Linked DNA regions of Homo sapiens: region 1 is linked to region 2. Evidence: chromatin loops called from intact Hi-C (ENCODE). Cell type or tissue: OCI-LY7. All regions are shown on one strand. Each heading gives the region's core, and the rest is flanking DNA. Links, peaks and the distances in the headings are about the cores only.

The links. Hi-C counts contacts between places; a loop is a spot of excess contacts. Peaks named below come from ENCODE experiments on the same cell type or tissue, not always from the same donor. Only the 100,000 strongest peaks of a DNase experiment are listed, where the experiment ranks them.
Region 1: it touches region 2 in a loop (2.6-fold over the local background); 5 of 110 quality-filtered maps call a loop at or near these places.

Annotation. Positions count from the first base shown.
Region 1 is chr10:48,664,565-48,681,560 of GRCh38, forward strand. No RefSeq gene overlaps it. Among named protein-coding and RNA genes, the nearest start is that of WDFY4, 12 kb to the right of the region's middle. RefSeq lists silencers at 3,636-3,685, 15,116-15,380 and enhancers at 3,886-4,005, 8,159-8,228. In OCI-LY7, for the core only: no CTCF peak of the experiment used is centred there; DNase peaks (open chromatin) are centred at 6,797, 7,167, 7,907 and 8,447; H3K4me3 peaks cover 4,373 bases; H3K27ac peaks cover 6,249 bases.
Region 2 is chr10:48,793,432-48,810,427 of GRCh38, forward strand. WDFY4 (WDFY family member 4) reads left to right here. Exons shown (of 62, transcript NM_001394531.1): 24 at 2,867-3,019; 25 at 9,855-9,928; 26 at 11,829-11,990; 27 at 12,573-12,664; 28 at 14,428-14,527. Among named protein-coding and RNA genes, the nearest start is that of WDFY4, 120 kb to the left of the region's middle. RefSeq lists enhancers at 9,374-9,423, 9,454-9,513. In OCI-LY7, for the core only: no CTCF peak of the experiment used is centred there; DNase peaks (open chromatin) are centred at 7,120 and 9,350; H3K27ac peaks cover 2,301 bases.

The DNA of each region.
Region 1 (16,996 bases), core at 4,031-12,030, 130 kb before region 2:
TGTGCTCATGCCCTTCCTCCTGCCAAGAGGTGGAAATGATGCTACAGTAGTTCTGCATGTAGACCCTAAGAAGCCTGGAAGCTTCACTGTCTTTCTCTCTGGAAGCCAAGCTGTCATATTTTATAAGATTTGCACTGTCTAACGAATGATGAGAGGGCATGGAGGGAAAGAGAGTCTGCAAAGGAAGAGCACTGAGGCACCAGTCTTGTGAATAAAGCTTCCCTTGGATATTCGAGCTCCCAGCCCCCTAGTGAATGCAGCCAGGTGGCTCTCAGTCCATGCTGTGTGGAGCAGAAGAACCCCCCAGCCAAGCCCTGCCTGCTTCCTGTCCCACAGAATTGTGAGAAATAATAAGTAGTTGTTATTTCAAACCACCATATTTTGTTATGTAGCAGCAGATATCTGAAACACTCCTCAATAAAGCTTGGGAAAACTTGACTGTTAAATGTTTGATTGAGCACCTACTATTTCTTAGGTCTGTACTAGGGGCTATGGCTATGGAGATAAACAAGAAAAATTCCCTGACTCAAGAGCTCACTAATCAAAATGGCAAGGAGGAAATTATAACAGAGCAATTTGCAGAATGGATGAGCAATAGGAAAAGTGTAGGGGACTGTAGAGGACTAGGAGGGAGGGAGAATCCTATCCCACAAAGGCAGGATCAAGGACTGAAATCTCCCCCAGTGCCACCACCCAGCAACAACTACTGGGGGCAGTTTTTTTTTTTTTTTCAGTTGCAAGATTTAATAGAGTGAAATAGAGTGAAAACAGAGCTCCCATACAAAGGGAAGGGACCCAAAGGCGGTTGCCGTTGCTGGCTCGAATGCCTGGGTTTATATTGCAATCCTTGTCCCTCCCACTGTGCTCTCAGGCAATAGATGATTGGCTATTTCTTTACCTCCTGTTTTTGCCTAATTAGCATTTTAGTGAGCTCTCTGATTGGTTGGGTGTGAGCTAAGTTGCAAGCCCCGTGTTTAAAGGTGGATGCGGTCACCTTCCCAGCTAGGTTTAGGGATTCTTAATCGGCCTAGGAAATCCAGCTAGTCCTGTCTCTCAGTCCCCTCTCTCAACAGGAAAACCCAAGTGCTGTTGGTGAGGTTGGCTGATGACCACTCTAACTGCTTCCTGCTGAACTGGGGCATAGTAGGGGTTGTGCAGTTGAGATTTCCTCAGGAGGAGTGACTTCGATGTCATTAACACCAGAGCATGGGCTAGCAGGCCAGTCTAGGGGTCCGCGGGAGATCTTAGACATGGACTGCATCTGGGGTTCCATTTGAAGAACGATTTGTAGTTTTACAGTTTTAATTCTGGAAGACACAAACTTAACAAGGCGGTTAAAGATACAGGGATTGAAATGTATGGCCTGCAGTGCAGGGGATTACTTCTTTGGCACACTTCACAGGCCCTGACTATCTGCTTGATAGTTTTGAAAAGGCCTGGTTCAGTAAATAATAATTTGGCCATCTGATGGGTGCTATCGATGCCTAAGTGGAAGGTTTGGTGAAGGCTTTTAAGTAATTTTATTGGTTAGCTCCAGGCAAAAGTATTTTTCCTTCTTCAGTGGCTAGCCATCTGGAGGGGAGGAAAGTATGTCCTTGTGAGGTTCCTTATTCTATTTTTCCTGCTGAATACTGGGGCTTGGTTTCCCGGAGGGGATTACCCTGTACTAGGGGCCCTTCCATAAGCATTTCTAATGGAGGGTCCTGCCTTGCGGCTCTTTTGACTTTAAGATCCGCTTGGCGGTTCCTTTCTATTTCCCTTTCCTTTCCTTTCTGGTGACCCCAACAGTGTAAGACTGCCACCTCTTTAGGTTTCTGTATAGCCAATAGTAATCTCCTAATGGCTTCCTGATGTTCTATAGGTGTTCCCTCGGAAATTAGGAATTCCCTTTCTCTCCATATTGCTGCATGGGCATGGAGGACTAGGTAAGCAGACTTAGAGTCTGTATATATATTTACCCTTTTCCCTTCTCCTAATTCTAGTGCCCGAGTGAGGGTTATTAGTTCTGCCAGCTGAGCACTAGTTCCTGGAGTGAGGGGATTACTTTCAAGTATTCCTTTATTACTGACCACTGCAACCCCTGCTTTTCAAAGTCCTTTTTCTACAAAGGGACTTCCACCAGTATACAAGTTGAGGTTGGGATCAGTCAAGGGAACCTCTAAAAGGTCCCCTCAAGTGGCATAGGTTTGAGCGATTACTTGTTGACAGTTATGTTCTATCTTTTCTTCATTGTCTGGGACATATGTGGCTGGATTAAGAGTTGCACAAGTGCGCAGTTGCAGCACTGGCCCTTCAAGTAATAGAGCCTGATATTTAAGTAAATGGTTAGCTGACAGCCACAAGTCTCCTTTAGCAGTGAGTATGCTGTTCATTTCATGAGATTTCCACACAGTAAGATCTCTTCCCTGTATTATTTTAACTGCTTCAGATACTAAGACTGGGCAGTTTGTAGCATTTCTCTCCAGCGTTTTGTCAGTGGATTGATTTGCCATGGATGCAGTGACAAAGCTGGTTATAAATAATGTTGAAGACTCACTATGTGCTGGGTGCTGGGAGCCATTCCACTGCTTCCCTTGAAACCACTCAGAAAGAAGGCTACTGCTGTAGTACCCATTGGATAGATGAGGAAGCCGAGGCTTACAGAACTGAAGGTCAGGCAGCCAGTAAGGCACAGAGGCAGGACTCCCACCCAGGCACTTCAACCCCAGAGCCGGTGCCTGCAGCCAGACTGCTCACCTGCTTTCTAACTTAACATTATAAATTAAGCATATCCTTACGGTATTAAAAATGATGTCTGAAACAGCATATTACTCACTGTATACCATGTTACTTTAAAGTCTAAGATTGAACACTTCAGATTATTTCCAATATGCAGAGAGCACTTTTCCACATGAGGAGTTACTTTTGTGTTTATTTATGGGCCCATATTCTTCTATCATTTAAAAAATGGTTTGAAGGCCGGGTGTGGTGGCTCACTCATGTAATCCCAGCACTTTGGGAGACCGAGGCGGGCAGATGGCCAGGTCAGGAGATCAAGACCGTCCTGGCTAACACCGTGAAACCCCGTCTCTACTAAAAATACAAAAAATTAACCAGGCGGGGAGGTGGGTACCTGTAGTCCCAGCTACTTGGGAGGCTGAGGCAGGAGAATGGCATGAACCCTGGAGGCAGAGCTTGCAGTAAGCCGAGATCGCGCCCTGCACTCCAGCCTGGGCGACAGAGCAAGACTCCGCCTCAAAAAAAAAAAAAAAAAAAGGTTTGAAGCAAATGTATAAGAAGCCTTCTCAATGTTGGATCATTTTCTTAGGATAAATTCACAGAAGGGTAAATAACAAATATTTTAATTTTGGGGTTTTTCACAAGAAATTTCTGGAAGCAAAAGGCAATTGATCTTGGTGGGTGACAAAGTTACGCCCATCAATATTTACAGCAATTATCCCCACATTTCACAGTTTCTCCGGAAGCACAGAGAGGCACTTCTGCAGAGGACCCAGCCAGTTATAATGAAACTGCCCGTGAATTTCTTCTCAAAACTTGAAGTGAATCTGCGGCTAAGGTTTGAGAATTCAAATGTGCCCCCTGGGCTGGTCCTTCAGCAGACGAGGGCAAAAAGCAGAAGTGGCTTCACCTCCCTGCCCTTCCCCATACCTCAGAATTGGGCTAGCTTTTGGTAGGCCCTGCTGCGGGTGGGTGGCATGGGTCATTTGAGCCACACGTCTTCTTGGTATTTGGTGGTGGGGATGGGGACTCCTCCTTAAGAAGCAAATATTGCCACTGTTTTGCCTTCCCTGGGCCTGATGTCATCCCAAATGTCGCAACTGCTCATGAGGGCAGGCAGGGAGGGTCCTACAACCCCTATTTATAGATGCAGAGGCTCTGGAAATAACCTGCCCTACCAGCTGCTTCTCACCCTGCTTCTCTGGTGATGAGTCCTTCTTATGTTACCAATGAGTCTGAAAACCCCTGGGACCCTATTGGCCCCAGAGCCAGGGAGGAAGAAGCATTCCTCTTCATTTCCTCCTACTCTCTTATGTGAGGTAGTGGTAAGATCAGACAAACCTCTGATATAGTGGTGTGCTGGTAAATGCTTAACCCACCCCTAAAAAAAAGAATATAAATATATATATATATATACATATTTATGATTGTTATAAATTTTACTGCTATAAAGGATGTGTAATGAACACTTTACAAATAATAATAATAAAACAGGCAATACTCTATGTTGTAAATTCCTTATAGTTGATTGATTCTAACAGAATGCTTTCACTGATTTTTGCCAAACATTGGTATCCCTAGCCAATCTATGGTCTCAATTTAACCATTATTTGACAAATGGAGTTGCATTCCAATCCACAGCACTTTATCTAATACATTTATAGTCATGAAATCTGATGTGTAATCTGCTGCTAAGTGATGTCTCCTTCCCATACAAACTATATTGATTATCCTGCAGCCACTTTCAGATTCAGCACTAGCTTATATTGGAACTTCACTCATTTGTCAACGGGTGTGAGTGACTTTGTTTACTTGGATAATAGTTTTCAAATATGGGAAAAATATTATCTCAATCTTTGCACTATTCACAATGCAAGGGCTATAGACATAGCACAATTTAAGTTTAATCTACATTATTAACCTCCCTTTTCTGAAGTCTAACGAACAAAACAATAAACCAAGCCCTTGTTTGTAGGGTTTTCCAATTTCCATGGTGTAAATTCTCCCTCTGTGGACAATTGGAAGCTACCAACATGACATCCCTACATGCAGAGTTGGGAAGGAACATGCAGTAGCCACCAGGATAGAGGGTTTCCACCACTCAGAACTACAGGCGTGCCTCGCCTATTTAGGTAACAGCAAAATGTAATAGAGTGGTGCATTTTGAGTATTAATTACCTTTGTATAATAACATAAGTTATTAAATTATATGTTTATATAATTTAATTTTAGTTTTAATGGCACAGAAGTATCTTTCTTCTTTCTGGATCAACCACATAGAATTTCAATTCTACTGTGAATATTATCTTTGAAATCACAATATTGTCAATGCTATATATTTGCTTTCTAGTTTTTAGAGTTGACCTATAAACAAAGCAAGTAAGACACTTTTAGTTAGCTAATACAAATATTTTAAACCATGATGATATAAAAATAATAATATAGAAAACAAAAGATGGGGAGGAGCAAGGGAGGAAGAATAACTACATCAGTACAGATTGAATGTCCTTTATCCAAAACGCTTGGGTTTGTAACACAAAGGATAAATGCTTGAGGGGATGGGTACCCCATTCTCCATGATGTGATTATTTCACATTGCATTCCTGTATCAAAACATCTCGTGTACCCCATAAGTATATATACCTACTATGTACACCCAAAAATTAAAAACAAAGAAAATTAAACAAAACAAAATGCTTGGAACGAGAAATGTTTTGGATTTTTGATTGTTTTAGATTTGGGGATATTTGCACCATGCTTACTGGTTGAGCATCCCTAATCTGAGAATCTGAAATCTGACACAGCCCAATGAGCTTTTCATGTGAATATTATCTCAGGGCTCAAAAAGTTTCAGATTTTGGAGCATTTCAGATTTTCATTTTGGATTAGGGATACTCAACCTCTATTCTTGTCTTTCATAGTTGTGAATGCCATCTTAATTTGATACATAAAAAAGTGAATATACTATTTAAGGTCATGAAGGAAATTATTGAAAGGTATGTAAAATATAATGAACAGAGTTGAAAAGGCAACATTTAGAAGGATAAAATAAAAATATAATTACAAATCAGGAGTAGAAGAGAGTAAGAAGGAGATAGTGTAAGCACTCTAATTTTCTTATTTTTTATGTCTGAAGGCCCAAAGATATTGTCAAAAATTCATAAATCCTAAAGAAGTTTATTAGTTGAAGTTATAATGAAGATCAGAATATCTAAAAACAACTACTCTTGGTGATTATTTGGGCAAATGGAAAATGGTCAGGGGCAAAAGGGAAACTTCTTTTTATGTTCTTATAAACTGACTTTTGTTTTCCAGGTGCAAGTATTATTTTATAAGTAAAAAGAAACCAATATCTACTATTAAAAATGCAACTTCTGCTTCCTCCAGCCTGGACCTTATTTACTTTGCAGTAATCCCTTTTACAGTATATTTTGATTTCCACTATATGTAGAAACATCCCAGAAGGCCTGAAGTCACACTTAATTCCTGTGTCCAGTTCTCATGGCCCTTCACCTTCCCCTCCACCAGCGGGGGGTGGGGGTGGGGTGGGGGGGTTGGGGGGGGAGCAGAATTCTCCTGTTACACTGGAGAGCTGCCACATTTTGTGCCTGTCTACATCACAGTAATTCACAAAGTGCTAAACATTGCACTTTGCCATATGGTACATTCTTATTTTTCAATTCTCATTACCTCACATGTATAAACAAACAAACAAACAAAAAAGGCTTCAGGAAGTTCAGTGCCCTGCTCAGAGTCCTGCAGTTTAGTGGCTTACACTGGCAGGTTCCTTCTCTCCTGCAGCAGAGAATCAAGACAGAGAATCCAATATCCCCAGTGTATCCTCCCCCAGAAAATGTGGTGTTCCCCCGACAAAAAGAAGTCAATGTCTAATGTTCCCATCTTGTCTCATAATCCCTTTCAAAAAGGAGGAATTGCTGTCTGAGAGGGTATTTTGTTCCCCAGTGACTGAGGGCAGGGCAGGGGCAGGGAAGGCTTCCCCTCTCTTCTGGCCCTAGAGGCCCTGTAAATGCACTGTGCAGTCACTGACGTGCCCTCAGGCAGGGCCCTGGCGGGAAGGGGGCTGTTCCAGGTCTACCAGCTTCACACCCTTATTCTATTGAATTCTCATGAAAACAAAATCTGTGAAACAGCTGTGATCTTCATTTTCTGATGAGGGAACAGAGCCTCCGTGCCCCCGAGATCACTGGTATGACTCCAAAGATTTTCCCTCTTGCCCCCGCTCCAGCAACGGGTGGCGGGACCAGGACCTGTCCCTTCCGCCTGGGAACGGTGCCCTGGGGCAGGGTCCCCAAGGCTCCTCTCCACCGTGGAGGCTGAGGCCAAGCCCACGGCACAGGGCACAGGCTCTGGCGGGGCGTGTTCGAGGTTGGGCGTCAGCGGAGGCCGCAGGGGCTCGGGCGAGGCAGCCACTGGAGCGCGGAGCCGGCCCCACCTGCAGGGCCCGGGCTTCCCCTCTGACAAAAGCTGCTGTCGGGAGGGGCTGTAAAGCAGCAGAGAAGACCAGGCGAGGGATCTGCACCAGAGGAAGGGAGGCAGGCCTTTCCTGTATTTATCTCTGCAGGAGCCGGGAGGGAAGCTCCTCCACGGAAAAGTGTCAAACCTTGCCCAAGCTCGCAGGTCCACGAGCGAAGCCCCCACCCCCTCTTCCCGCGCTGCTCCCAGGGGGCTGCCAACCTCGACCTCACGCAGCACTCTGTCCCCACCAGCCCCAGCCTCCCAGGCCCAGAGAGCGTGGCCCATAGTCCCCTTGGCGTCTTCTCACTCAGCGTGCCCCCTCCTGTGTGTCCCTGGGCAGTCTCTCAATGACCCGCTGTAAGGGGCCCTCTTAGGGGCAGGAGCGTCTGGCTCCTGTCCCTGGCTGAGACCCGTCTAGGCTGCCCCGCGCAGGGCCTCTCCCAGGTGCCTCCCTGGTTGTGGCGGGAACAGCCAGGTTTGTTCACTGGGAGCTGGAGTCCTGGCCTTGGGCGATTGCTCTGACTAGGGGGCTGACCCCCACTGACCCAGTCACCTGATCACCATCACCGGCCAGATCCCACCCCACGGCACTTGGGTGGTGCAGGTGTTCACTGGGCCAAACTGAGGTGCATGAGCAGAAAGCATCTCTCTCCGCAGGGCTGGGGTGGATGCCAACACTGGCCCCTGGGGTTGTTGGTGAGAAACCTCGATCAGCAAGAGGCCAGGGAGTGCTGGAGGCTGCTCTGGGGCTTCCGCCCGCTGGCCGCTGAGGTGAGATATTCAAATATCGGTGGGCGGGTTTTTCCCAGGTTAATCCTCTCTTAACTGACTGCACAGCCCAGAGGGAAATAGAAGAATCTCCAGGCCACCTTCAGAAATGAAGATGGATTCCTCGCAGAGTGCTAGCAGGAAGATACCTGATGGGCCGTCTAGTTCAACAGATTCCTCCCCATTCCACAGACAGCCCAGAGAGGAGAGGCACAAAGGATAATAATGACAAAGAATAGACATGACTGTGATCCAGCAGCTACATTTGCCGTGTGCCCACTTGCGTGCCAGGCTTTGGGCCAGCTGCTCTGTGCACTTGCTTTTCATGATTCTGCCAGGTATGGATCGATGTACCCACTTTACAGATGATAAAACCGAACTCCAAGGAGAGAATGATATGAACAGAAGCTATCTCAGAGCTGGAGGCTTGGTTATGCTCCTTACTCACCCCACCACATTGAATCCCTCAACAAGCTGTCAGCAGCGACGTCATTAGTTTCATTTCACAGATACACCTCTGAAATGAACTCGTGTTTTACTTTGGTCTCCCCTGGTTTTCCAGGCCTCCAAGCAGCCTCTGGGGCCACCTTCCCTGCTGGCCAGCTGTGTCCTTTCCTGCTGGAACCACCCAGACCCAGGCTCCCCATGCTCATCAGCCTTGAGCCTAGCATCTCCTTGGGACTGACCTGCTGGGTGGCCACTCCCCCAGAGCCACCTACTCACTATTACCTGCTAGATGCCTTGTAAATTCTCTTTATTTATTTATCTTTGGGGGTTTGTATGATTTTGTTTGTTACTTGTAAACAGTGGATTCATTTGACTTTTATCAAGTCATGTAAATGGATCTAATTTTATTTTTTGGTATATGTCTACCTGGTTATCCCAACATCATTTATTAACAGTCCATCTTTCCCCACTGATTTGAGATGCCACCTTTCTGTATGATACATTTTCACAGTTGAGGCTATTTCTGGATTTTCTATTCTGTTTTGTTGTTCTCTGTTTATTCCTGTGACACACTGTTTCCATGATAAAAGACTTAGGGCCAGGCATGGTGGCTCACACCTGTAATCCCAGCACTTTGGGAGGCTGAGGCGGGCGGATCATGAGGTCAGGAGTTCGAGACCAGCCTGGCCAACATGGTGAAAACCTGTCTCTACTAAGAACACAAAAATTAGCCGAGCGTGGTGATGGGTGCCTGTAATCCCAGCTACTTGGGAGGCTGAGGCAGGAGAAACACTTGAAACCAGAAGGCGGTTTCAAGTGAGCCCAGATCGTGCCACTGTACTCCAGCCTGGGCAACAAGAGTGAAACTCTGTCTCAAAAAAAAAAAAAAAAAAAAGTAGAGCATGTTTTAATTTCTGAGAAACCCAGCCTTCCCTCCTTGCTCGCATTCTCTCTCTCTTTTCTTTCTTTTTTTTTTTTATTTTTGAGATGGAGCCTCACCCTGCTGCCCAGGCTGGCGATTTCGGCTCACTGCAACTTTCGACTGCTGGATTCAAGTGATTCTCCTGCCTCAGCCTCCTGAGTAACTGGAATTACAGGTGCATGCCACCATGCCCAGCTAATTTTTTGTATATTTAGTAGAGACGGGGTTTCACCAATTTGGCCACGCTGGCTTCGAACTCCTAATCTCAAGTAACCCACTCGCCTCAGCCTCCCAAAGTGTTGGGATTACAGGCATGAGCCACCGTGCCCAGCCTCTCTCTCTTTTTTCAAAGTAACTTTTATTATGGAAAAAAATTGAACATCTATAAACTGAGTATAGTAATATAATGAACATCCAGCCTCAACCTTGATTAACATTTTGCCATTTTTGTTTCATTTATGCCCACTCCTTCCCCCACTTAATTATTTTCATAGTTTTTCAATGTACAATTTTATGCATGTTGACATGCACAAACCTTATCTGTATGGTTCTGACAAATTTGTTCCACAATTGTAACACACATTCCTATGAAAATATTAAATATTTTCATCACCTCACAAAGTTTATGCTTTTATCCAATCAATAGTCCCTTCCCAGGGCAACTGCTGTTCTGATTTTTTTTTTCACCATAGGTTAATTTTGCCCGCTGGAGAATTTCATATGAATGGAATCACAGTATGGACTTTTTTGTGTACAACCACCTATAGTCAAGCTTAATGCCTGTGAGAGGAATCCATGTTGAACAGTGTATCAATAGTTGGATTTTTTTTTTTACTATAGAGTAGAATTTCACTGTATGAATATACCATGGTTCATTTATTCATTACCCATTAATGAATCTGTGGGTTGTTTCTGGTTTTTAGTTAGTATGAATAAAGTCATTGTGAATATTTATGCATAATCTTTGTGTGGACATGTGTTTTCATTTTTCTTGGCTGTGTCTGGTGGTGAAATTTGTGGGTCACATGATAAGTATATATTTTACTTTATAAGAAACTGTTAAATTGTTTATGAAAATGGTTGCATCATTATACATTCCTGTAAGCAATGTAGGAGCATTCTAGTTGCTCCAGTTGCAACATTTAATGTTGACAGTCTTTAAAATTTTAGCCATCTAAACGAATGTGCTGAGGTATCTCAGTGTGGTTTTAGTTTGCACTTCCTTATTAATTAATAATGTTGAGCACATTTTCATGTGCTTTTTAGCCATTTGGAGAAATATACCATACATATGATATATAAGTGTATATATACCATACATATGATATATAAGTGTGTATATACCATACATATGATATATAAGTGTGTATATGCCATACATATGATATATAAGTGTATATATGCCATACATATGATATATAAGTGTATATATACCATACATATGATATATAAGTGTATATATACCATACATATGATATATAAGTGTATATATCTCATATATATGATATATAGGTGTATATATCTCATATATATGATATACAGGTGTCTATATTCATATATATGATATATAGGTGTCTATATCTCATATATGATATATAGGTGTCTATATCTCATATGTATGATATATAAGTGTCTATATCTCATATATATGATATATAGGTGTCTATATCTCATATACGATATATAGGTGTACATATCTCATATATATGATATATAGGTGTACATATCTCATATATATGATATATAGGCGTATATATCTCATATATATGATATATAGGTGTACATATCTCATATATATGATATATAGGTGTACATATCTCATATATATGATATATAAGTGTATATATCTCATATATATGATATATAAGTGTATATATCTCATATATGATATATAGGTGTATATATCTCATATATATGATATATAAGTGTATGCATCATATATATGATATATAAGTGTATGCATCATATATATGATATATAAGTGTATGCATCATGTATATGATATATAAGTGTATGTATCATGTATATGATATATAAGTGTATGTATCATGTATATGATATATAAGTGTATGTATCATGTATATGATATATAAGTGTATGTATCATGTATATGATATATAAGTGTATGTATCATGTATATGATATATAAGTGTATGTATCATGTATATGATATATAAGTGTATGTATCATGTATATGATATATAAGTGTATGTATCATCTAGATGATATATATATAAGAATATATATAAGTATATATATATCATCTAGATGATATATAAGTATATATATATCATCGATGATATATAAGTATATATATATCATCGATGATATATAAGTATATATATATCATTGATGATATATAAGTATATATATATCATCGATGATATATAAGTATAAGTATATATATATCATCGATGATATATAAGTATATATATATCATCGATGATATATAAGTATATATATATCATCGATGATATATAAGTATATATATATCATCGATGATATATAAGTATATATATATCATCGATGATATATAAGTATATATATATCATCGATGATATATAAGTATATATATATCATCGATGATATATAAGTATATATATATCATCGATGATATATAAGTAAATATATCATCGATGATATATAAGTATATATATCATAGATGATATATAAGTGTATATATAATCATCTAGATGATATGTAAGTGTATATATCATCTAGACGATATATAAGTGTGTATATATCATCTAGACGATATATAAGTGTGTATATATCACCTATACGATATATAAGTGTATATATCATTTATACGATATATAAGTGTATATATCATCTATATAAGTATATATATCATCTATATAAGTATATATAATATATATGATACATATGATATAGATGATATATAAGTATATATGATATATATGATATATAAGTATATATGATATATATGATATATAAGTATATATGATATATATGATATATAAGTATATATGATACATAAGCTTATCCATATACATATGATATATATACATATATATCATATATACATATATATCATATATACATATATATCATATATATCATATATATGAGATACGTATATATGATATATGTATCATATATATCAATAACAGGATCGAGGCTGGCCCATGGCTGGTCTACACTTCCCAGTCTTCCTTGCAGCTCGATATGACATATAAGTATATATATCGTATATATGACATATAAATATATATATCGTATATATGACATATAAGTATATATATCGTATATATGACATATAAGTATATATATCGTATATATGACATATGAGTATATATATGATATATAGACATATCTATATATGATATATATGTATATATGATATATAGACATATATATGATATGCATATGGATATATATATATGAGATAAAGTGTCTCTTCAGGTCTTTTTTTCAGCTTTTATTGGGCTGTTCATCTTTTGATTATTGATTTGTTAGAGTTGTTTATGTACTCTGGATACTTCCTTGGTCAGTAATATTTTCTCCCTGTCCATGACTTGCCTTTCATTTACTAACAGTGTCTTTTATTAGAAGAAGTTTTAAATTTAGATGAAGTCTAATTTATCAGTCTTTTCTTTTATGGTTATTGCTTTCTGTAACCTGTCCAAGAAAAACTTTGTCTCCTCTCAAATTGCACAGATATTGTCCTATGTTTTCTCCTAGGAGCATGGTAACTTTAGTTTTTAACATTTGTGTCTAAGAAATAATGTAATCCCTACCAAAATTCTAAAGTCATTCTTGATAGAAATGGAAAAAATTTCTAAAATTCATATGGAGCCAGAAAATACACCAAATCTTGAGCTAAAAGAACAGAACAAGGCTGGAGGCATCACCATCTGGTTTCAAAATATATTACAAAGCTATAGTAATCAGAACAGCATGGTACTGCCAAAAAAACACATCGACCAATGGAACAGTACAGATAATGCAGAAATAAAACCATGCATTTATGGTCAATTGATTCTGAACAAAAGTGACTTGATTTGTTTTCATTATGGATAACCATGTCGTTTCAGCCACACTTGTTGGAAAGGCTTTTGTTTCCCATGAATCTCTTTTCAAAACATTCCCTCACCTTCCATACTGCCATTCCCCTTCCCTTTCCAAGCCTGCTGCTCACTGACATCCTCCCTCTGGTCCCACAGGACCTTCCTCAAAGTGGAGACTCTGTAGATAGAACCTCATTTCTGGCAAAGCTGCATCACTGATGTGAAGAAATAAAGCACTCAGAGTTAAACTGAAGTTTCAACTCTTTATTCTTACTTCCCCAAAATTAAACCATTTTGGCATGACAGGTGTGAGTCTGTGCATGGTGGCTGAGACCTGTATGGTGTGTGTGGTGTCTATGAACTTCCCCAAAGACAGACTGGAACTCGCCACACTAGGCATCTTGTATAGCACCAGGCATATGGTAGTGTGGAGATGGTAGAGGAATACATGGATACATAAATCATGAGAGGCCTTATCCAGCACCTTATTGGAGCTCATACCCAAAGTGATGCCAGCACTCTTGATCTCACACACCAAAGATAAATGTGCTTAGCCTCAAGGACTTGTTCTTAGCTTGAAAGCTCCTTGGGGAAAGCATTCTTATTTATTATTTGTGCCTCCAAAACACACCTTAGGACTTGGTCCTGGAAAATCCTAGTGCCAACTGAAATGGGTTGAATGGCCTGTGTTCACCTGGTGATGGCTCATGGTTCTTCATCTTCTCAGTGGGCTCCTTTTGAGTTTTATGTTAACTCTACCAATATGGAGTTGGATCTTCAGGCCAGCTTTGAAAATTATGACAGAATTCGCTCATTTGTAGTTTTCCAATCCTCCCTCCTTCCTCCAAGTCTCATGGGATGTCAACAGTGGTATTGATCATTTCTTCTGCAGGCTCCAGGTGTCCTGTGGGTTTATCTTCCATTTGCACCAGTACTCACATCTCCCTGAAAGTACAATCTGATGGTGGGATCCTCTCTCTTTTTCTGGAGTTAATTACTATCCCCTTGGGGAATATGGAAATGCAACCAGCACACAGGAAGCTGCTTTCTCTCCAGGTTTGTTAAACATGTCCTGTTGCTGTGTAAATAGTTTTCTTTTTTTCTCCCAAGATGGTATAGAAAATACATTGTAATAATGAAGTAGGGAAGTGCTTGCAATGAATTAAGTGAAAGAAAAACCCAACCAATTATGAAGGGGAATATATGGCATGATTCCCATTTGTTAAGAACAAAAAATAAGACCAAAGAAATATACTTTGGTAAACATGGAAAAAAAGACTGAAATGCTATTGCTCAGCATAGGGTATTAGTGAGTTTTATTTTATTCCTTCTTCTTTTTATTTTTACATACTATTTAGAATTAACATGCTTCATTTTAAAAGTCAGAAAAATATTTATTTTTAAAAGTATTAACTTTTTAGTATATGGCCCTGATAAGTGATGGTAAGTGCTCTGAAGAGATCATAGTGGAGACCGACAGCCTACCAAAATGCATTCTCTCTAATAACAGGATCGAGGCTGGCCCATGGCTGGTCTACACTTCCCAGTCTTCCTTGCAGCTCGATATGGCCATGTGGTTACAATAGCATGTGAGCCAAAGCGATGTAGACCACTCAGAGGCTGGGCCTTTATGGGCAGAGGTATGTCTTGTCTTGTCCACTCCCTTTCCTTTTTTACAGGCTGGATGCAGACGACAAGGCTATATGGGACAATGGAGCAATATTCCTAAATTGCTATATGGGGGAGAACCACCTGCCAACTTGAACAACTGGTGTAGACTGCTCTGCAGCAAGGAAGTAAACTCCATAGCAGCTCTGCTCTGTTCATCATTGTTTCTTCAGGGCCTACCTGGGACCTGGCACAGAGGAGATGCTCTGTGTGTGTTTGTTGATTGGAACTAAACTTTTACTTTTCTGACATCTTTGTCACAAAGCCATGAAGAAATTACATATCCTTATGACAATTTACTTAGAGTAAATAAAATACTATTTTTGTGTAAAATGTGAGATTGCAACAATATGCTTCCATTGATTTCTCAGTCTTTGGTGCTGTAGTTGTGAAATACATTCTATCCACGTATGCTATCAACTCCAAAGTACAGCACTGCAATTTTCACTTTAAGCAGTCATAGTCTTTTAAAGAAGTTAAAATAATGAAAAGTACATGGTTTGTTTTTATTTACTCACACATTTGCTATTAATAGTGCTTTTCTTTTTTTCCTATAGATCCAAGTTTCCATCTGGCATCTTTTCCCTTCAGCTTCAAAAACTGCCTTTAGAATTTCTTATATTGCAAGGATGCTGGAGATGAATGATCTCAGCTTTTATTCACCTGAAATGAATGTATTTTATTCTCATTTTTACAGAGACATTCATTGGCTATTGAATTATTGGTTAACAATTTTTGTTGTTTTCCTTTAGCATATTAAAGATGTCTTTCTATTCTCTTATGGCATTCACTGCTTCTGATAAAACATCAGCCTTAAATAGTATTTTTGTTTCTCTTTGGGTAATATTTTTTTCTTTCTGACTGCTTTCTTGCTCTCTGACTGTTTTAAGATAATACATTTGTTTCTGATGTTTGACTATGATGTGCTAAGTGTGTTTTTTCTTTGCACTTGGTGATGCTTGAGTTTTACTAAATTTATCATGTCTGCAATTTGCCGTTTTTCAATAAACCTGGGAAATTTCAAACATCATTTCTGCAAATGTGCTTTTCTGCCCTCCTCTCTCTCTGAGACCCCATTTACACATATATTATACCATTTCATATTGTCCCAAGAGCAGCTGAGTTTGTTTTTTTTCATCAATATTTTCCCCCTCTGTCCTTCAAATTGTATAATTTTTATTAATAAGTCTTTAAGTTCATTAACCCTTTTTTTCCTGTGGCCACCAATTTGCTGTTGGTCTATCAGTAAAATTTTTACTTCAGATATACTTTTCAGTTCTAGAATTTACATTTGAATCTTCTTGTATTTTCGATTTTTTTTTTTTTTGCTGAAATTTGCCTGCTTTTTTTTTAAGTTCCTGAATATATTTCTGATAGCTGCTTTAAAGTTCCTGTGAAATAATTCCAACATCTGGTTCATCTTGGGGTCTATTTCTATTGACAGTTTTTTATTTCTTGTTATGGGTTACATTCTTTTGCTTTTTCAGATTTCTACTAATTTTAACTCTATGCTAGATAGCATGGATGTTAAATTGAAAGGAGGCTGCATTAAGTTTTCTTCCTTTAAAGCATCTTGAGTTTTGTTCTGGTTGGCAGTTAAATTCCTTGGCTGCAGTGGCTCACACCTGTAATCTCAGCACTTTGGGAGGCTGAGGTGATGGGATCGCTTGAGCTCATTAGTTTGAGACCAGCCTGGCCAACACGGTGAAACAGTGTCTCTATTAAAAGCACAAAAAATCAGCTGGGCATGGTGGCACGTGTTTATAATCCCAGCTACTTGGGAGGCTGAGGCATGAGAATTGCTTGAAGCCAGGAGGTGGAGGTTGCAGTGAGCCGAGATCACCCCACTGCCCTCCAGCCTGGAGGACAGAGCCAGACCGTCTCAAAAAAAATTACTGGAATATCCTTTTAATTCTGTCAGTCTTGCTTCTTTTATTCTTTGTTTGGTTGTATTAGGGTCCTCCAG
Region 2 (16,996 bases), core at 3,791-11,790:
AAGAGAGGTGGTAAATGGCAGGTTTGAGTGAAGAAATAGTATTATTTTGTTTTTGCTTTTGTTTTTTTAAACTTTCTTGTCCACTCTTTATAAAATGCAACCTCCATCCTCCCTCATCCTTTTCTAGGCACGTTTTCTCGCTTTGTGTTTCTTTGTAACCTGCATGTGCATTTGCGTGATGTCTGCTTCCGTATTGCCACGTTTGTGTCTGTTTCACCCCCAGGCACATGCTTCATAAGAGCGTGTGTCCGGCTTGTTTATTGCTGTACCCTAAGAACATGCCATAGATAGTAGGTGCTCAGTTAGGATTGAGGAATGAATCCGTGAATGAAAACAGGGGTCTTCAATTAAGTGGCTTGCTCAGGAGTGGATTTCATCAGTTTTTAGGTTTTACTCTAGGCTCATCTGCTGGTTTACTGGTTGGGTGGGAGAGCATAAACCTTCCTATCTGTTATTTCTGTCTAGCTGATTTATCAGCCTCTTCTCAGACTAAGCAATAGCCAGCTGAGTTTTATAGGATGGGTGTTCTTAATATGGGGAAAGAGGAGGATACTGTTCCAGACTAACATTAAAACACTTCCAGGAGCTGGTCTGGGTTCCTCCACACGGCTAGGAGGAGAGGATGGTTGTGGAGCTGTGCATGGCATACCGAATGGAGGGTAGGGAGCCATAGCCTTACCACTGTGGGGAACGTAGGTTCTGCCTCACAGGTGATGGGCAATTGCAGGAAGGCCGGGACAGGGAAACGGACTGACAGAGGTGTTAGAACACCCCTTGACGTCAGTGGAGAAGATGAGGCATGGGGATGAGGTTCAAGCAGGGGCTGAGATAGAATCTGACCTAATAGGAGCCTGTGTTCCTGACCTGGGGAGTCTCAGGATCTGTGAGCAGCCTGGGCAGGTGGCGCTGGAAAGGAGCCAGGGCGGTCCAGCAGGCCGCCGACAGGAAGGAAGGGAGATGCTGGGACATGCTCAGTGGGAAATGTTTGTGAGACATTGAAGGTGAAGTATCATGTGGGAGAGAAGGCTCTGGAGCTCAGGGACAGGCTGTGCTGGAGGTGTAAATATGAGGGTCATCGCCACCATGATGATATTTAATCTAAGGAAATTGATGAAATCACCAAAAAGAAGCTGTACAGAGAGAAGAAGGTTGAGGGGGAAACAAAGAGGAGCTAACCACATGGAGCTGGGAATATAATTAAAACCCAGTAAAGGAGATTGAGAAGCAAGAGGGAAGAAAAATCAAAGACAGTTATGTCAAGGAATCTGAAAAAAGAACGTGTTTTGAGAAGGCGGGTATGGTCAAACCATGTTAAATGCTGATAAAGAATAGCACAAACAAAGGATGGAGGCGTCCTCTTTGGATTTGGCCACCTGGAAGTCCCTGGTGGCCTTTCTGAGGGAGGTAGCCAGGTGGAGGCAGTGGCTGGCTGATGCAGGTTGAAAAGAGAATGTCAGGTAAGGACATGGAGCCAGGGTGTGTTGATAATGCTTTCTAGAAGTTTGCCTATGAGCAGGAGGAGCTGCATAAAGCTACAGGGATTAGGGATGGAGGGAGGGTTATTTTTACAATGAGAAATACTAGAATATATTTGTACATAGGAGGAAGAGATCCAGGGTTGGGGCAGTGGAAGCTTGGAGAGAACAGTTATCTCAAAGAGCAGTGTCCTTGAGATGGTGACCAGTAGGATCCAGAGACCAGGTAGATCGGAGACTCTGCTTGTGACAGGAAGGAATGCAACACGTTTGTTAATTTGGTGGTGGGAAAAAAGAATATTCATATCTGATGGGTTCTATCTTTTCAGCAAAATATGAGGTCAGGTGGGGGAGAGGAAGAGAGGTTAGAGGAGAGAGGAGAAGCAATGAAACCATGATCTTTAGGATAAGAAAATATAGCTTATTAGAAGGACAGAGTTGGATTGCCAGAACTGACTGAGTGTCAGTTTGACATTTGACACTGTTTGATGTAAAGTGAAGCCAGTCAGCCTGAATGTTTTCACATGCAACTTTTAGCCATCCTAATTTTGTCTTGCTGTGGGATTTCATATATGTGTGTGTCTGTATATATATATATATATATATATATATATATACATATATATATACACACACATGAATAGTCTGGAAAGATATTGAGTCTTTTCTGATCACAAACAAGGCTTCCGAAGGGCACGTTGCAAGAACATGTCTGGGAGGACAGGGAGAAAGGGCGGGCTGTGTTGGAGCCATTGATGGGGAATGGAGCCATGGATGGAAGGAGCTGAGACTCCAGATTAGGTCGCTCAAGGCTCATATGCCAATGGATGGCTGGGCAGACTGACTCGTGTGGGGCTGCAGTCAACAGAGATGTGAGGCTTGGTGGGACCCATCTTCTTAGTCTGAGACAAGCTGGGTCACCAAATGTATGCTGGGACCCAAGTGCCTCCATGCTGGGATGGATGCTTCATGTTGCTGGCTTCCCAGGGGCTGGTGCAACTGACAGGCACATCTGGCTGGGTGCAGCCAGGCTCATGGGCAGGTGGTAGCTTCCCATAAATGCAGCATTTATGGGATGGTTACGCATGTAAAGGACCCAGTAACAGAAAATGAGAATGAGGCTTGAGGAGTGTGGGAGGAAACCAGGAGAGAGTGGCATTCTGGAAACATGGAAAAGATGCAGGGAAAAGTAAGAGTCCCAGTGAGAAGTCAGGTCATAGCACAGAAAAGTGGCCACAGAAGTTGATGTGTATTTTTCTTCTGAGAACATGGAATGAAGGATGGTAGCAGCAGAGAGCAGAAGGTTTGCAGACTGGACTGGGACAAGTGGGTGAAGGGGAAATCTCTAATGATGCATTCATGAGGAAACTGCTTTGTGTTAACCTTTTCAGATAATGGCGTTTCTCCTGAGGAAGAAGGCCTCTCTCCTGAACCATCGAATTTTTCAGCTGATCCTCTCAGTGGCTGGCACTGTGGAGCTGGGCTTCAGGTCATCTGCTATCACCAACACTGGTGTCTTCCAGCACATCCTCTGCAATTTCGAGGTAAATCAGAGATTGGCCCTTAGTCCTTCAGGAGTGTGTGTGATGGTAAATATGCTAAGTCTGGGCTTTCCCCTAAACCTAGCATGTCAGCTTCCCTCATAGTCATGATGGTAGGGAGAGGGAAAACCAAACGAGCCTGCCCAGAGGCCCTGGTTTGTAATGACATGTGCCACCTATGGACTGAGTGGCTTCGGACAAATCTCTTGACCTCTCTGAGCCCCACTCTTTTTCTTGGGTGAAGTGGAGACCTTCATCTCCTTGCAGGCTGTCATGAGGGTTAAGCCAGATAGTATCTGGGAAAGGATTTTTAAACTATAAATTGGCATATACATATGAGGGTAAAGAAAAATGATCTCAGTTCCTTTGGGTGGTGCTTTGCTGTTTCCAAATGATTCTTGAAAGGGGTGAGTTAAGGGATGCAGAAGGACACGCCTGAGGCTGAGGAGCATCGCACACAACTGCTGTGGGTGGATCAACCCATTCATGAAGCATCATTTACTGAGCACCCTCTGGGTCAGGTACTGGCCATGTCCTGGAGACACAGTGAAAACTAGAACCCAGCCCTTCCCCACAGCCAGATGGGACTGGGACATAGCCAATGTAACACTGCAAATGCTAGGTGCTTCAGTGAGACAGGCACAGGGCATCTGGGGAGTGGGAGTGAGCAGGCAGTCAGAATTCAGGGGGAAAATAACCTTCCAGGTGGAGTGTATATGCTATTTGCAAATACTGTACATCAGAGTGAGAGCAGCCATGGGGACTTGAGAGCAAGTGGCTTGTTGGGGGCCTACAGGTTTGTGTTGGTTGCAAGAGCAGGAGAGAGAGAAGGCAGGCCCAAGGGGTTAGACTGCCCAGACTACACTTTAGCCTGGGCATGTGGAGGTCCTCAGGAGAAGTTTCAAAGCTCTTTCTTTGTTTATTAAGAAATTGATATATGTTTATTATAGAATATTTTTTAATTAGAGAAAAATGTGAGGGGGAAACTCTCCTATTACCAAGACCTAGTTAATTCTTGTCAAACCTGGATGCATTCTCTTACAGTATTTTCAATGTATAATACATTTTTAAAATCATAGTCATGATTATACTGTAGGTTATTTTGAGTCTAGTCTTTGCTCACATACCAAAAACATTTAAACATTTTCATTACAAACACAAGCACTGTTTTGAGATCAGAATAATATTCTGTTATGCTGAGAGTTCCTGGTTTCTTCATCATTTCTCTATTGCCAAATTTTTAGATTCTTTCTATATTTTGTTATAAATTGTGTTATAGATGGGACTTTTGTGCTGATATTTCTCTCACTTTTAAAAACATTTTCTTAGAATAAATTATCAAAATTAATAATGAGAATAAAGGCATTATGAACAATTTTTAGATTGTTGATAAGTTTTACCAAACTTTTGATATCTAGGGATGTTAACTGTAGAATGATATGTGAGAATTTTATTTTAGGTATGTGACTTCGGTGACAAGAGCTCTGAAGCAGGGAGATGGGTCATGAGATGATTGAAGAAATCTGGGTAGAGGATTTTGAAACCTAAACTGAGGCAAGGGTAGTGGGATAATGAGGACAGCAGGTGAAAAAGTCGAACTTGAACCAGAAGTGACTTAGAGACACATGACAAGGGAAATACTACATATCAAAACACCACAGGGCTGCTACTGAAGGCAGGACCAGAGGGAGACTGACAGTCATCAATATGTATATTATAAAAAGAGAATACTCTTTGTATAATATAGATCAAGATTCGGTTCAACGTCTAACTTCTAACTTAAGATCAAGAAGTTAGAATGACCAAACAAAATCAAAACGCAGAGAAAGAAGGAAGGAAACATATAAATGAGAACATAAATTAATAAAATAGGAAAAAAAAACATACAGAGGATCAACAAGGCCAATTACTGTTTCTCCTAAAACAGACAAACGTCTGTTAAGATTGGCCAAGAAAAGAAGACAGAAGCCACAAATAAATAATATTAGGAAGGAAAAGGGGAGAATACCACAGAAGAATGAGCAATTAGAAAGGAAAGAGACAATTGGATTAGTAATTTTGTGCCAGTAAATTAGAAAACTTAGTTCATTTGAACAATCTCATCGAAAATGTAAGTTTTCAGAGCGCACTCTAAAATGAATAAAAAACCCCAATGATCCTAGAATCATCAAGTAAAGTGAGTCACTGGTTTAAAATCTGTTGACATAAACAACAACCAGAAGGGAACGCCAGGCTGGGCACTCATAGGGAAATTCCACCAGTCAGGAAATAGGTTCTTTCTAGCTTCTTTAACGAGCTAATCTTGATGGCAGAACACAAAAGGACAGAACAGAAAATGAAAAAGTACAGGCTAATCTTATTTGTAAATATAGGCATAAGAGCCCTAAATATGAGATTAGCCAGTTGAACCAGGCCAAGATGAATGTCCTGGTCCTGGATCTGAAGCTGGAAAAGAGGATTGTGGAGGAAGCCAGCATGGCCTGGAGAATGGGCTCCCTGTGCACAAGGGGAAAGAAGATGTACATAAATGGCCATAAAACCCCACTAAATAAGATAATGTGTCTTGACTGCAACCGCTGCTGCCCCTTCTGAAGTGCTGTGGCCATGCTCAGCCAGTCTGGCTCCAAGGTGTCCTGGCCACCAGCATGGCCCAGGAATTACTAATGCAGGAACCCATCATGCTCCATTGCCTGCTACTAGAATGGCCATGGACACCACCCTACCCCACCCCACCCTGAATAAAACTACCCTCTTCAGGAGATCTGGTGCTTTTAAAGCTGGATTTAAGAAAATAAACCACCAATAAGAACCAGATGCTAAAAAGCAAAGCAAAGTGAAACAAAATGAAATGAAACAAAATAAAATTTAAAAGATTGAGGGGAGAGAATTTCAAAAAGGGAAAAATGTTTCCCAAATGTCATGTTCTGCCTACACCAAGTAAAGTGAGGTAAGGGATGTGTGCACTGTACGTGCCCATTGGAGGTCACTGACAGACTTAGTGACAAGTAAGTTGTGGGGTCAGAAGCCACTCAGAAGTAAGGAGAAACGGCCGGGCTTGGTGGCTCATGGCTGTAATCCCAGCACGAAGAGGCCGAGGCGGGTGGATCGTGAGGTCAGGGGTTCGGTACCAGCCTGGCCAACATGGTGAAACCCTGTCTCTACTAAAAATACAAAAATTAGGTGGGCATAGTTGCGGGCGCCTGTAATCCCAGCTAGTCGGGAGGCTGAGGCAGGAGAATCACTTGAACCCATAAGGGGGAGGTTGCAGTGAGCCGAGATCATGCCATTGCATTCCAGCCTGGGCGACAAGAGCGAGACTTCGTCTCAAACAAACAAACAAAGAATTAAGGGGAAGTGTGGGGAGACTGAAAGTGGAGGCAGTCAGTGGACTTTGGAAAATAGCAGAGAGGAAGTTTCAGAACTTTTGGTTTTGGGTTTTTGTTTTTTGTTTTTTTTTGAGACAGAGTCTCACTCTGTTGCCAGACCGGAGTGCAGTGGCACAATCTCGGCTCACAGCAACCTCTGTCTCATGGGTTCAAGTGATTCTCCTGCCTCAGCCTCTCGAGTAGCTGGGACTATAGGCATGTGCCACCACGCCCAGCTAATTTTTGTATTTGTAGTAGAGACGGGGTTTCACCATGTTGGTCAGGATGGTCTTGATCTCTTGATCTCATGATCCGCCCACCTTGGCCTTCCAAAGCCCTGGGATTACAAGCGTGAGCCACCGCGCCCAGCCGGTTTCGTGTTTTAAGATGGAAGAGACTTAAGTCTGTTTGTAGGTTGAAGGAGAAGACGCAGTAAAAACCAGACAGTTAAAATAGTAGTGGGAGAAGAAACTGCTAATGAGACACATCCTCAGAGGGTTTGGAGACAAGAGAGTGGATCACAGGAGAAACGGTGGGATCCGTGATGACTGGTGTGAAGCAGACAGGAAGAGGAAGTTGTGAGGAAGGGAGAGACAGGAAGTCATTGAGAAGGGAATGGACAGGAAGCTGTGAGGGAGGGTGGGTACAGGAGATTGTTGAAGCAGGGAGGGACAAAAATTTGTGAGGGAAGGAGGGACAGGAGGTTGTGAGGGAAGGAGGGACAGGAAGCTGTTGAGGCAAGGTTGGACAGGAAGTTGTAAGACAGAGTTGGATAGGAAGTTGTAAGGCAGGGTTGGACAGAAAGTTGAGAATCAGGGAGGAACAGGAAGTTGTGGGCTTCTAAGTCTTAGGTTTTGGTTTCTTTCTTTCTTTCTTTCTTTCTTTCTTTCTTTCTTTCTTTCTTTCTTTCATTCTTTCTTTTTTTTTTTTTTTGTTTTGAGATGAGGTCTCACTCTGTTGCCCAGGCTGGAGGGCAGTGGTGCGATCTCAGCTCACTGCAACCTCTGACTCCCAGGTTCAAGTAATTCTCCTGCCTCAGCCTCCCAAGTAGCTGGGATTACAGGCACGTGCCACCACATAAGGCTCATTTTTTTATATTTAGTAGAGAAGGGATTTCACCATATTGGTCAGGCTGGTCTTGAACTCCTGACCTCAGATGGTCCACCCACCTCGGCCTCCCAAAGTTCTGGGATTATAGGCATGAGCCACCATACCCAGCCTCTGGTTTCTTAAAGAAGGAACTGACTAGTTCATTTCTAAGAGTACAGTCATCTCAGGGGTGGGGAGAGAGCAACACCTGACACATTATACAGTCCATACTCAAACAAATCTAATCCAGACATCTTAATATAGTCCTTAGTACAGGCTTATGTGACACAGAATAACAATCAAAAGATTCAGTTATTCATGTTTCCCAAAATTCTGACATTTGGCATTATGTAATTTCCTGATGAGCTAGGCAGCCTCAAATGGGTGTGGCAACTTATTATTGTTGCTGTGTTCTGGAAAGGAAATGTGAGAGGCTGGAACTTTTGTGGGAAGTGTAAAAGGTGCACCTTATTGTACTGGTGGGTTCACATCTGACTTTCTTAGTTCTCTCAGCCCTTAGCCCCAGGCCTGGCATATCATTTGTTGAATGACTGCCTTCATGAATCAATATCCTAAGTGTGCAGGGCTCTTGGAGCCCTACAGACATGTATGTTGGGGTGCCATGCTGGATACCCATGTTTTCACTAGAGCTGCCTTCATCAATACCAGCTGTCCCAAATGGCAGCTGGCCCACCTCTGTGTGTGCCTTTGGGCAGTGGCTGTGCTTAAAAAAGCAGGAAATCTGTCACTCTTTTCCTGGCGGAAGAACAATCCACTCATTTTATTTTATTTTGTATCCACTCATTCTTTTAAAAAATGTAATGCATCTTTACGAAAGATAGTGGCATGTATGATGCTAGGTTCCAGGGATTAAAGAGGGACAGTCTCTACCTTCACAGGCCTCCCGATAAACTTGTGTTCACTGGGGTTCTTTTGCATTTCCTCTTCAGCAAGAGTAAGCAAAGTCATGGGTAACTGCTTAGCTTCAAGCAAGGTTGAGTATTGACCCTATGGGTCACTATCTGTAGGTGATACCCATGGGTACCCAGTGTGGGGCAAGGGAATGGGCTTCGTAGTCAGGTGGATTGACTTTGAAAACAGTCTCTGCCAATTAAAAAAAAAGTCTGGTGCCAGAAAAGTTACTTAGTCTCCCTGAGTCCCATTCTTTCTAGCTACTAGATGCAGATAATAGGCCGGGTACGGTGGCTCACACCTGTAATCCTAGCAATTTTGGAGGTGGAGGCAGGAGGAACACTTGAGCCCAAGAATTAGAGACTAGCCTGGGCAGTAAAACAATACCCCACTCTACAAAAAAATTTTAACAATTAGCTAGGCATGGTGGTGCAAACCTGTAGTTCTAACTACTTGCAAAGCTGTGGTGGGAGAATTGCTTGAGCCCAGGAAGTCAAGGCTGCAGTGAGTCATATTTGGGCCACTGCGCTCCAGCTTGGGTCTCTCAAAAATAAGAAAATAAATACATAAATGCGGATAATAATATTTTGGGTCTTTTTATGGCACCTCTTGCCACCAGGAAATGTATCAGTTATTAAGTGCAAGCTCTTTTTGCTGCTATATGAGTGCACGCTTATAATCCCACACCTGAACCTTGTATAGTCTGGGCCTTAGGAACTGTCAGTATTTAGAGAAGAAAAATATTAGAGTTCTCTAAAGGGAAGTAGAAATAAGACATGATGGCATCCATCAATTCTGCCCCAGAAGGATCACTAGCAGCTACATTTGTTTACTATGAATGAAAACAACCTGAGTGATCAACTTCACTTTCAGAATCTCAGTGAATTTCATATCTTTGTTTCACTTACAATTTTGTCATGCATGAGATGACACTGTGGTTTGGGCTGAAGAATGTGTTGCCTGCGCAAATTGGGTATGTAGTCAGTACAGTGTAAAACCTGAAAATCTGTACCTGGCTTCTATTTCCTGTCCTGCCACTTGCTGGTGGTGAGTGGAGACTGTCACTCAGCTGGTCTGTCTCAGCCTCTATTTTCTCATCTGTAAAGTGGGAACATCATCATTTGTCTTGCAGGATCCAGGGAGGTTGAGATGAGTTTGCAATATGGACACTTGGGCTGTGGGCCCAAGGCTGAGCAGATGGGGGAGATGGTTAGTGCAGGCGTCCTTGGTTGGAACCAGGCCCACAATGAAGTGCCAAGTAGCAGCAGAGATGGCGAGAGAAGGCCTTCCTACAGGGGAGGCACCTCTCTGCTTGGAGTGTCAGGACAGCTGATCTGATTCCAGAGCTGGTACATCATGTTGATGATTCCACGTCAGAGGATCACCTGTCCAGCACTGACCTTCTCATGCTTCCTGCAAATCATTCTTCTCCCACACCTTCATTTTAGCATGTGTTTTGTTTTGTCTTCCAGCTCTGGATGAATACTGCAGACAATCTGGAGCTCAGCCTCTTTTCCCATCTTTTGGAAATCCTTCAATCACCAAGGTAGGCTGGGTCTTGGCAGCCTGGGGGTTAGAACTGAAGGCTGAATGTCCAGAACAGAGACAGGGCAGGGTGGCCAGTGGCTCTTCCCTGCTCCCAGAACACTGGGTCCCCAAATGGGAGCACATCCTTCCCAGTGGCTCATGCTTGTGGGGCAGTCTCCTCTCATGGTCTCGGGCCTCAGGAGGGCAGATGCTGGGGGCTTAGAGGCCTCTCTAGCCCCAGGGACTAGCACATACTGGGGGCTCAGCAATTGTGACCAGCAAAGGTCCACTCTCCCTCTAACTGACTTCTCCAAGGCACTTTTGGAATTAGTCAGGGCTCTTTTACCCTTCAAGTGGTAGAAATACAACTCAAACCAGCTTAAGGGATGTAAAAGAGAAGGAAAGAAGGAAGGGAGGAGGGAAAAAAGAATACAGGAAGAAAAGACCAGTAAAGAGGGACTTCGTTGGCTCTTACAATTGAAAAGAGCTGATCTCATCCTGTAGCTGGGGGAGGCTCACATCATTTTCTCTGAGCTCTGTCACCACTCTTGCCTCTGCCTCTTCCACTCAGTCTTCAGGTTGCCCGGGCTTTCTTCTGTGGCAGAAGGTGGCTCCTGGGCAGCTCCTCAGAGCACATCCTCAGCTTAGCACCATAGGCAGAGAGACAGCTTTTTAAAAATTTAACAGTCTTAGCTATTGGACTGAGTCTCATTGAGCCAACTGTGTCCCATGACTGGGCTGGAAAGTGGCTTCCCCTCTGGAGTTAGAAAGTGGTAGTTCCCAAAGGGAGCCAGGGGCTGTGTTCAGAATAAGAGAGAAGGAAGGCAAGGAAGCCCACATATCACCCCACCTGCCTCCTCCTGGCTCAGGCTGGTCTAGAGCTCATTGGTGCCTTCAGCATTTTGAATGTATTTGTAAATGGCTTTCCACTCATCCACTTAATGAACATCTATTATAAACTTACTACATTTCGCACCCTGTACTTAGAGGTAAAATTCAGAGAAGAATAAGCCACAGTCTGATAAAAAGAGAATACAGAAAAACATGTTGTTCAGTGCTGTCAGAGGAAACAGAACCAAGGGCAGCCGGGACTTCTGGGTAGAGGAGCATCTGTCTTCTCTGCTGAGCCTGTAATTATAAATCATACACAGAATTGGGCTCTGGTCCTGCCTCTTTTGTGTATCAGGGAGATGGAGCTCAGCAGAATTTAATGTGTTAATACAAAAAAAAAAAAAAAAAAAAGACAGTTCAAAGTGAGGAATCTGCCCAAAGTCACCCTCCTCCACATTTTTCTCCACCATTTTTTCTCTTCCACTTTCCACTTTGTTCCTGTACCTGTACCAGTTGTTTTCTAAGAAACAGATATTTATCCTGGGAGCTGTTTTCTTTGGGGGAGTAGAATTTACTGGAAATTGGATTTGTGAGTATCTGAGGGAGGGGGTATGGATAGGTGGATTCTGTCTTTTTCTCCTTTGACTTTCAGTGGCGTGTCTCTCCACTTTGTGGTTTGGGGCGGGCAGGAAGATCACACAACCAGACAAGCTAGTGAAGGGCCCTGCACTCCTGGCTGGTGGGAAGTACTCCCCAGTCACATGAGTGTCTGCTGTCTTTGTTTGAGTTTCTGAGGCCAGCACTAGTTTTCCCTGGGGCTCAGAATTTAAAAGTCAATAATTGGGGTTTGTCTTTGAAGGTGGTTTCCGGGGGGCGGAGGGGACAGGCAGTGCACACCCGAGCGACTCTGGCACTTAGCAGACACATATTCAATGGGTGTCTGACGGCATCTTGACAAATTGCCAAGAGAGCATTGGAGTTAAGGGGCCATGGAACAAGCCTGGCTTGAAAAACCTTTTTAGCAGAAACACAGCAAATTTGGTTCATTCCAGTAAAAGCTTTTACTGTCTCTCTCCTGTACTCACCAGGGAAGGACCCAGGAATGCTGAAGCTGCCCACCAGGCACAGCTTATACCCAAGCTCATCTTCCTATTCAATGAGCCGAGCCTCATCCCCTCCAAGATCTCCACCATCATTGGCATCCTGGCCTGTCAGCTGAGGGGCCACTTCAGCACCCAGGACTTGCTCAGGTACCACACCAAGCTGCCCAGGGGGAAGAGCAGGGCCCCAGGGCTGTTTAAAAAGGGAGGACAGACCCCAGCTCTCTCCCCATTGTGCTCAACCCTGAATCACTTGGAACCTTCTAGGAATTTTTGCCCAGGGCTGAGAGTTGGGGAAAGGATGGTTTGCTGAAGTCAGGATGGGACAGGCCGGTTTCCCCAGCAGGGCTGTGTGTTTACTGTTCCCACTGCTCAGGCTCCCCCACTGTGGCCAAATATTCAGGAATTTCCATAAGCACTGCCATCCTTGCCAGCCAATGACCCACATGCCTGGCTCCTGCAGACTCCTGAAGAGCAGTCCCAGCCACCAGTGTGTTTCCCCTTCTCTTTCCTGTCACTATCTAATTGATCAGGTAGAGCCAGAGTTAGCGTCTCTGGTGAATCCTGACTGATTTTAGAAGTCTCTGGAAATACACAGCATGCCATGATGATTTCCCTTAAACTCTCACTTGCAGCTGCACGTGGGTGGGTCTATGTGAAAACACTGGCATGTACTCAGCGGACTCAGTTGAGCCCGCCTGCGAGCCTGTCCTTCTCTCCCTGTGTATAAAGGATTGGGCTGTTTGTTGTGTACACCCTCAAGCCTTCGTCGGTGAATGAGAGGCAGATCTGCATGGACGGAGCCCTGGACCCTTCCCTGCCTGGTGAGAAGACCTTTGCCAGTTCGAAGGCAGTAGGACGGCCCTCACGGAACCCCTGAGAGGCCCACATTGTGCAGAGGGAGGGGCTAAGTAAGGAAGGGGAAGGCACCCACAGCCAAGCCGTGGTTTCCAAGCCGTGGCCTGTGAGGCTGTCATTTTATGATGAGAGTCAGAAATGAAATAAAATTATAGATTCCTGCTTTGAAATGTGGGACTGGTGTTCCAGGCCTCCAGAATAAAATCAGTTCCCTGTAGACCAGCATGTGGGATCCGGGATCCTGCCTCACTTCCTGGTTGAACCCCCACTACCCCTTACTTTCCTGATGAGCCCCAACTCCAGCAGTGAAGCACTTGCAGGCCCCTGCAGGTGATGGCCTGCCCTCTGTCCGTGCTTGGCACGTGCTCTTCACTCAAGGGAAATGCCACCCCTCCCCCACTAGCCAAGCTGTCCCCAGTCCCACCAAACCAGATTAAGTCACTTTCTCTGTGTTTCCAAAGCCCCTTGGGGTTACCCTACTGAATAGATTTGTAGTTTGTTTATGTGAGTCTCCCTTTTCGCCTAGCCAGGTGCAGAACTGCAGCTGTGTCTTGTTCAATTTGTTCCCTCTGCTAGGGCAGTGTGATGGCAGCAATCACAACTGCTTTGTCCTGGGCCCTGCGGCTCTGCACTGTCCAAGACGAGAGCCCCTAAGCCACATATAGCCATTTAAATTCAAATTTTAACTAATTAAAATTAAATGCAATTAAAAACTTAATTCCTCACTCACTGTAGCCACGTTTTAAGTGCTCACTAGCTACCTGAGGCTAGCGGCTACTCTATTGGACAAGGTAGATATAAAACAGTTTTATCATCACAAAAGAGTCTCCTGGATAGCATTTTTTAATCTAGATAAAGTATTATCTCTTATCCTTAGATCAAGCCGCAAGAAATTACTATTCCCATTTTGCAGACTAAGAAATTTAGGTTCAATGAGATTAGGAGCTAATTGAAGATGGGACCAAAATCTGAATAGACGGAAATATGACTCCATTTCCCCAGGTTGCCTCATCAGTCCTATTTCTACAGTATGGCGTGGTGTATGCCCTGTATTGGTGTGAAATTGCTGGCAACTGAGGGAATGAACAAATGGGTAATGGGCCAAGAGTGAACTTATTTAGTCAACCTTCCTTCTCATATGAACTGCATTCTGAAACTTTTACCTAACCAACATATTAAAGCATTGTTAATATGTCCTTTTGGGCTTTAATGACTCTTCAGAAGTAAAGTTTCTTCTTCCCCTTGCTCCATATACCTCTGCTATGATTTGAGTTCTGTTTTTATTGTAGCATAGACATCCAAAAGCCTAGCCTGGGAGCAAGTTGAAAGCAGGAACAAAGAGAACAAAGACCATGGTCTTCAGCACTCTGTTCCTGATTACTTGCATAATATCAGTGCATAGTAGGTGATTATGAAATGTTGCAGCCTATAATAATTTAAAAAATTCTTCTACTGAAAGGTATATTTTCCTTTATTATTTTTAGGATTTTTGTTTTTTGGAAGATGTGCAGCATTGCAGACATTGCTAATTAAAGGAAACTTCAGTAACATTTTCTGAAATTCTTTTTAAGCATTGTGTGGAGGCTGGAATAAAATGCCAAAATTTTGAGTCCCAGCCATGCCACAATTCCTGGGTGAAATAAGCATTTGGTGAATATGATTGCTTACTGCAGCAAATATTATGTCTCTTTACATCCATTTTCTCTCAAATCTGAATTCTTTTTTGTAGCTGGAAGCCAAACATCTGGAAAGACAATCTGGCTCAGAAACCAGTTGCTGGAGATGCTGCTCAGTGTAATATCTTCCCCCCAGCTTCATCTGTCCTCTGAGTAAGTAGCTCCAGGAAGAGCAATTTGGCAGGAGGTTACCTCATACAGGGTGTGGCATTAAACCTTTTCTTAATGAAAAGTTTAGCATCTCTGAGTCTGTTTTCTGCAATGTATTTCCTGCACTAGTCAGAAAGAAAATTATATTCTCTCTACCCAATGAACCAGACCTTGCCCTAAGATATTCTGATGCAAATGTTAAGTGGACATGAGTAACTAGAAACAGATTTGGTATAATTACAATAAACTCCTTTTGTCACCATAGCTATAGTGTAATTGTTATTGTTTTGGCAGTTGTGACAATTACTGATTTTGATGTCTTGTACTTGGCAGACAATAGAATGAAGAAATCGTGAGCCTAAATAACATCTATCAAGGAAAAGTCTTGCCAAATTCTTCTGCTATTTACTGTTAGTGAGTTTGTTATTTTTCCAAGTTGGAAAAAGAAGTATCTACCGTCAATTAACTTCTAAAATCAAGTGTAATCATAAAGCTGATTCCATTAACTCTCCCCACTGCCTGCCTGCTTTACCTCCAACCTTGGAGTCGTTCATTTGACACCTAATTTGTTGAGCATCTACTGCATGCCAGACACTGTTCCCAGCTCCTAGGATGCAGTGCTGAGCAAGTCAGCCCGGATCCTTGCTCAACCTGTATATGCATCTGGGCTTGGGGGTAAAGAGTTACCCCTCAGTAAAGCAGCTTTATAAATAGTGTTTAATAATTTACCAGCCTATAAATCCTTTCTTTCTTAGAATCAAAACATGGTAGAACTGGAAGATGCCTTGGAAATGAGATAGTCCAGCCACTTTCTTTTCCATCTTTTTGAAAGGGAATGTAGTGCAGTGCCTAACAGCTGGGCTCTGGCATCTATACCTTCCGGGTTCGAATCCTAGCCCTGTCCCCAGGGACCCAGAGGAGGCTACTTAAGCCCTGTATGCCTCTCTCTACTCATCTGCATGAGAATAAAAATTGTATTATGTTGGTGAAAATGTAATTGTGTTTTTTTCATTACTTTTAATGCCAAAAACTGCCAATATTTTTGCACCAACCTAATACTTTCAATAGGTGAGTATAGTAAAGATGAAATGAATTAATATATGGATAATCCTGAGAATGGTGCCTGGAATACTGTAAATTCTCTGTAAGCTAATTGCTATTATGGCCATCTCTTTCATCATCACCATCACCACCACCATCACCATTACCACCACCATCATCACCATCACCATCATCACCATCACCATCACCACCACCATCATCACCACCACCACCACATTAATCACCATCACCACCACCACCATCATCACCATCATCACCACAACATTAATCGCCATCACCACCATCATCACCATCACCATCATCACCATCACCCTCACCACCATCACCATCATCACCACATTAATCACCATCATCACCACATTAATCACCATCACCACCAACAGCATCATCACCATCATCACCACAACATTAATCACCATCACCACCACCACCATCAGCATCTTCACCACCAGCATCACCATCACCACCATCATAACCACTACCACCATCAACATCATCACCATCACCACCAGCATCACCATCACCATAATCACCACCACCATCATCAACATCATCAACATCACCACCACCATCAACATCATCACTGTCACCACCACCACCATCATCATCATCACCACCAACATCACCACAACGTTAATCACTATCACCACCACCACCATCAACATCATCACCATCATTATCAACATAATCACTGAGGAAAATGATCAGAGCACATCAGGAGCTCTGCCAAAGTCATCCAGTTGCTAAACATCAGAGGCAGGGCTAGAAAAGAGGACAGCCTCTTCTCTTCACTCCTAGTCCAGTGCTCATTTCAGTGGATACCAGCCAGATTCTCACTATGCCTAGTGTGTCAGCTGAGAACACAGGTGGAGCCTTCACTTGTTCCCAAAAGTCTGGGTCCTTTGCTGAACCCAGTGTCTTTGGCCAACCCATTGGCCATTCATCTCCCTGCCCTCCTGTTTCATCCAGGTCCCATCAGCAAGTCTGTATTCTCCAGACTCATCATTTTTGAAAGTGACGTTAATCATGTTTCTTTTTTTTTGGTGCTAAAACTGATAAAAATGCATAAATATTGAACTATGCCATTTAGATAAATTTTGACTAGTGTCTTTAAAAAGGGAGGGGAATATTCATTATGTGTTTTATGTGACTACATTGATGGTAATTAAATTAGATGGGTGGCTAGTCATCCACTGTGTAAGTATGAATAGTAGTTATATAGGGCTATTAAGGGGCATGCGCATTTTTACCTATATGAATACACAGTTTCCAATTGCTTCAAAATGCTGTGGCCAACTTACACTGCAACCATTAATAGACAAATGCATCATTTGCACAACAATCTTGCCAGCATTTTATTTTACTATTCTTTTTAAATGTAATACATAATAAGTGATGTTAACCTTAACT